2 separate regions of the Homo sapiens genome follow, and region 1 is linked to region 2. Evidence: chromatin contacts called from ENCODE Hi-C data. All regions are on one chromosome and are shown on one strand. Each heading gives the region's core, a stretch centred on a gene start or an enhancer-like site at or near the end of the contact. The rest is flanking DNA. Distances are from core to core; before and after follow the strand shown.

Region 1 (2,896 bases), core at 365-2,864, 940 kb before region 2:
AGCTCCTCTCTGGTCCTATGTAATTTCCATTTACAGATCTGTATTGCAAATGAATTACACCAGAAATTTCTTCTTCTGCTCCAAACTACAGCTTTTCTTGAATGCTTCCTAATGGAAACATAGATCTAAGACAATATATAACATGTAGTTGTTTCTCGGCTCACCTCTGGACACTGCCATTCCTTTAGGGGCACACGTATCCTCACTGGGAACAAGATACTGCTTTGGAGAGCAGTCTGTAGATTCAATCACTCAAGGACCAGGACTGTGATGTACTCTTACACACCACCATTGCCCTTAACATCTAGTACAGTATTCTCATGCATCACATGTAAGAGATGGGTTGATACGCAGTGGTCAGATCAATGAGTAAATAAATAAATGACCAGATCTCTGCCAACTAAAACAGAAGAGAATGAAGACATTATCTCAAACATAAAACTAAACTGCAAAGTCCTTTCCACGAATTGCCAACAGTTTGGGATTTCACAGAATATAGAAACCCATATGGCTAACAACAGAGCGTGGGTACATTCTCCTGAAAATCAAAATTCTAAAAAATATATCATTAACCATTGTGGTTGCTCATCTCCAAATATGGCTCCCAAATAATTCTGTATGTGCATGTCATGCCTCCCATTAGAAGGTGAAACTTATGTCCTTGTGACTGACGTGTGACTGTTTTGATGAATAGAATGAGGAGGAAGTGATATGCTGGAGATTCAGAGTTTGGGCCCAGCAGCTTCTGGTTATTTAAGCTTGTAACACAGTTACCATATAGTAAGGATGCCCAAGCAGTACCACATGGAAGTAAGCTGAGGCCTTGGGACCACAGGGCTAGCTGAGTTCCCAGCCAACAGCCCCTGACAACTTGCCAGCCACGTGAAGAAGCCATCTTGGGTGTGGCTCCGCCAGCTCCAGCTGAACTTGCCTTAGCAGATGCCATGTGGAACAGAGAGGAAGCTTCTCTGCAGAGCCCTGCCCTAATGGCAGCATTGTATTTCCAGGCTCCAAATTCGTGGTTTGTTACAAAGCAATAATAGGTAAGTGAAACAACCATCTGGGTCAGCCTCAATCAACACTGCGAGAATGGAAGAAGGTGAGCACATGCCAGGATGAGATACATCCATGGGCACCACCTTTGTGTTCCTGCCTCTGGGAGGAAGTGACAAGGACTTTGAAGTTCGAGAAAGAGTGCTACTGAAATGAAAATAAATCACGGCAACAACAAAAAAACTTGAAATAAGAAAAATCATTGCCAAAATAAGGAAAAGTTTTCTATTTGATAAAGCAGAAGAAAACTTAACATGACAATTTTAATGAAAGAATAAATCTGGTCTCCCCCCTTTCCTTTTGGAGGCTGGGAATGTTTGTACAACTAAAAAGTCTTTAGTAATCCCTTCTTTTATCCAAAACAGATTGCAGTTTTCAGCACGGCCCCATAAACTGCAGGTTCAAAGGAACCTGAAACTGAATTAGCATAAAATCTGGAATTCTCATTTCCACCAAATGCACAGCTGCCATCTGACAGCTCTTCTGTGATTTCAGTTTCAAATAGAAACTGAAAGAAGCTGAGGTGGCGCGGGCCATGGGTTCTGTCCTTTCCCTCACTCTCCTCCACACACTCAGAGTCAAGAGGATCTTAGAGGTCTGCCTCAAACCTCTGGTTCTAGAATGAATCCCTTAGCTAACAACCTGCCCAATAAAACTGGTAGGGAACAACCCCAAAGCCACGGACAGTTAGTTTATAAGCGAAGAGGGCTGGGGGTTGCCCATAAGATATGAGTGCTTTGCTGACGGCCTCGGGAGTGTGAAAGACTTTAAAGTAAATTCACACAAAACATGGGGTCGAATATGCTGGGACTAAGTTGGAACATAGGGTTGGATCTGCTGGGAGAGGAGGTGGAGCCCCCGTTCCCAGTTTTTGCATTACAAATACCAAGAAATCCACACTGGAATACACTAAAATTTAAATACCAGCAGGTCTGTTGATTTGCTTTCATGATTCACTTAACACTTCCTCAGCTTTCTCTGTAGGTCATGACAGCTCTAGGCAACTACGTTTAATTCTGGAAAAGCAAAGTGGGCGGGTTGGGGTGGTAGTGGTGTTGCTTTGCCTACCGCTGAAATCCTTCACCTTGGGGGAACAAGTTACTCTTCTTTGCATACAGAAGAAAAAAAAAATATATATATATATATGTACACTGATGCCCTCTGAGGAGTGCATGTGCTCTGAAGAGGATTTTCTCACCCCCAGTAGCGAGGGAGGATTTATCCAGAGCCATCCCAAGCCTCTCCTCTGATTCTCCATGTGATTGACTGAATGACTCCAAGTGACAGCGGGTGGGGGCAGCATCAATAGCACATGAAAAGCGGGCTGCAAACCCTCGGGGAGCGGGAGGCAGGGCCCTACTCCTCCCTCAACAACAGGATTCCCGCCAGGCCCGGGTGGATTCTCCCAAACCACCATGCCCCACGCAGAGCCATCTGCTCCTGAACTGGGGCACGGATGTCAACTTAACATCCGCCACTCGGGTGAGAGATGGGATGGGCCTGTGCTGGCCAAGTGTGGTGGGCTGCCCTCCCTGGAACACTCTAAGAAATTCACAGGGAAGCGAGTGTGGATCTTCAGAACTTCACTTTCACTCAGGTCTGTGCCTCCTTTGAAGTTCCTCTACTGCTAATGTACAACTTTTCATATTCTCCAGGAGAGAAAAAAATGTAGGGAGCATCTGGTATTTACACAGAATCTTAGAGGGAGTTGATGGATTTAATTACAAGTGTTAGTAAAACAGGAAAATTGTAGCCAGGCTTTCAAATAGCCACTCGCCTATAACTAACAAGACTTTCGGTTGTGCTGCTGGGAAAGAATGCTATTTATTTTCCTCGCAATGAG
Region 2 (2,700 bases), core at 86-2,585:
CAGAAGTTTACAACAGCCACCATTCTATACACCGACGACAACATCCATACTCTCTTAGCACAGACTGCATATACTATGTCAAGGAAACAGTAAAGAATTAGCACAAATCTGATAGTTAAAGCCTCAAAGAGCCAATTCTTTCAACTCAAATACTTATTTTCAACTGTATTGACATAGTACTGTTGTGACATTTACTTAAAAAGATGAGGTGGGTGGGAGATTTTTAAAACTACAGCCCTTTAAACACCTAAAGAAACAGTAGGATAGAAGCAAGAGCAGAATTTGGTTGAGGTATTTTTGGTTGTTGTTTTCTTTTGAGCTTGCAAGCTCTTTATTCTCCAGTTGAGCTATCCTGTTTGTCCCCAGGGTATAGTGCAGAAAGCTTTATACCCAAGATTCAACATGCCAGTCATGCCCTTAAATCCCAGATGTGTGTACCCACATCAGGAGCCTGGCTGTGTCAATATGCAGGTGCGGAATGACTCAGAGGTGGGCCATTCATACCAGAAGAGGCATTTGCCTGGGTTCAGAGTGAATCAGAAGTTCAGTTATTAGTAATAGAAGTGGTTATTTAAATGTATGATTTCATCCTAATTAAAACTAATGGGGGAGAGAATTTGCATTTAGCTGCCTAGTAAATAGCTCTGTTATTTCACTTTTAATATCTGAAGGGTATTAGCAAGATAAGGTTTTCAGGGCAGGAGGGGAGGGAAGTGAAGGTGGTGGGTTGTTATTCCCACCCCCTGAAGATTGGTTTTATATCCTATTCCTTTTCTTTAGTGCTTTTTAACAACCTCCACCCATCTAACCAACCCCCTAGGCCAGAACCTAATAAAACATTCCATCTTAGAAAGCTAACAGTCCAGTACACCTAAGAAAACCACCCAGGGACACCACCGAACATCTTGCATTCACACTAATAACTGCAGGATATCTGATTAGGAGAATGCAAAATAAGAAGCCATTAATAGCAGCCCTCATCTCCTTCCTCCACACTGATTACCAAAAGAACAGCAGCAGCTGAATCAGAGCTAAATCCTATTCACAAGGGACCTAGGGCAACAAAGAGGAAAAAAAACCGTTAGAGTAGTGCTTCTCAAGGGAAGCTGCTTTAAGTCATTTTGATTCTGGCATCAATCACGCCTGCCACAAACCAATAAGCATGTATAACGCAAGCAAAGACTAGATTCCATTCCTTCCCTCCCTCCTGGGGTTCAGCACAGTGCACCTAGCATACTTAATTGCCCTGCCAACCAAACTGCTACTTGCAAGGCCTCCAGAGGAACTCAGCTAGTCCAAGGCTGAGTTTAACTCACAGGCTTAAATGTTTACCCTGAGAGCACAAAAATATCAGCTGGGGAGAGGGAACAGATGGCCTCAGGGCAGCCCACTCTCACTCTCACAGAAGCTGACTAACCACAAGACTCTTTCGAAGAGTTTTACCCTCTCTGTGCCTTAGTTTTTTTACCTGATAGCATATCTGCTCCCCAGGGTCATTGTGGGAAGTAAACAAATTAATTCACATAAAATACCACGAACAGTGCTTAATAAAAATTAAGTGTCTCCACCCTTGTCCCCCTCCCATGTACCTATAGAAGAGAGAGAAGGGGATGAAAAAGGAGAGAAGGAAAAAAAAAATGGATCCAAGGATATGGCTTAGATTTACAGATAAAGAACCTGATGGCCCACCTCCCCAAATGACCCCCTTGCATTGAACTTTACTCCACCCCAAATCTGTAGTTCTCTCCCTTCCAAAGGCACAGTTTCTGACTCCTGGCTTAGCAGTCAGTGAAGATGATCAGAATTCCCCTTCTCTGCAAAGAACCTCAGCAAAAAAAAAAATAATAATTAGCGTTTCCATAAACACAGTATTTTGAGATTGGTGAGGGATCTGTGGATCCCCAAACTCTGTGCAAGTCAAAATGAATTTGCTGGTAGACAGCCAATGTTTCCGATTTGATTTGGCAGAATATACCCAGTTAGGATGTTCTCTCAATGCAATTAGCAATGCACTGTCAATGAGCAGTTTAGCTATTGACAATACCTGTTGCAATTTAATTTTAAATGTCAATGACTTGTTTGGGTTCACTGTAACAAGGCTTTTATGCATGACAAATAAGCATCCTAGAACAACAGGATGGATGAGCAAAACAAGAGGGTGAAGAAAATCAATAGACACTGTATAAGGGGCTGTCTTTCAAACATCCCCCTGTGGCTATGACTGCCATGAACAAGGCAGGCTGCTCCTCCCAGGAGCAGACTGGGGACTTAGGGAGTGTGTTACTGTCATCTACTTTTGCAACTGATGCCCACTGTTCCTAATGGGATATGGGAATGAGGAGCAGACCAGGTTCTGGAGATAACCCGGACTAGGCAAAAATGCTAGCCCAAGCAGGGACTTGCTTCTGAGGACACCACAGTGACTCTGCCCGACTTTTACTAGCTAGGTGGCCTTGAGCAAGTTATCTAACCTCTCTTTGCCTCAATTTCTTCCTCATCTATACAATTAGGATAATTGTAAAGAATATATAAACAAACATATTACAAGCACTTAGCACAGTACTTGGTACATTAATAGCATTTGATAAATGTTAGCCTCTTGTTATTATTCAATTGAGTTAAATGGTTGATATTACTCAAAAAAGAAACAAAAAAAACAATCTATACACTCGCACAACATAGAAGGATGTCACCAATTCA

What was found. Hi-C counts contacts between places; a loop is a spot of excess contacts on that map. Pooled maps may share reads with other maps.
Region 1: a loop to region 2 is called in a pooled map, with 2.6 times the contacts of the local background. The contact joins two enhancer-like sites. A Hi-C loop is called at or near these places in 3 of 37 single-sample maps with no recorded cell type and 2 of 50 pooled maps.

Annotation. Positions count from the first base shown.
Region 1 is chr7:70,680,814-70,683,709 of GRCh38, reverse strand. The region is part of intron 5 of AUTS2 (activator of transcription and developmental regulator AUTS2); the gene reads right to left. Among named protein-coding and RNA genes, the nearest start is that of GALNT17, 450 kb to the left of the region's middle. RefSeq lists enhancers at 1,142-2,067, 2,068-2,896. Within about 2 kb of position 1,614, at least 5 of the 41 ENCODE cell types and tissues checked have a DNase peak (open chromatin) inside an H3K27ac peak, as active enhancers do.
Region 2 is chr7:69,737,168-69,739,867 of GRCh38, reverse strand. The region is part of intron 1 of AUTS2 (activator of transcription and developmental regulator AUTS2); the gene reads right to left. Among named protein-coding and RNA genes, the nearest start is that of AUTS2, 140 kb to the right of the region's middle. Within about 2 kb of position 1,335, at least 3 of the 41 ENCODE cell types and tissues checked have a DNase peak (open chromatin) inside an H3K27ac peak, as active enhancers do.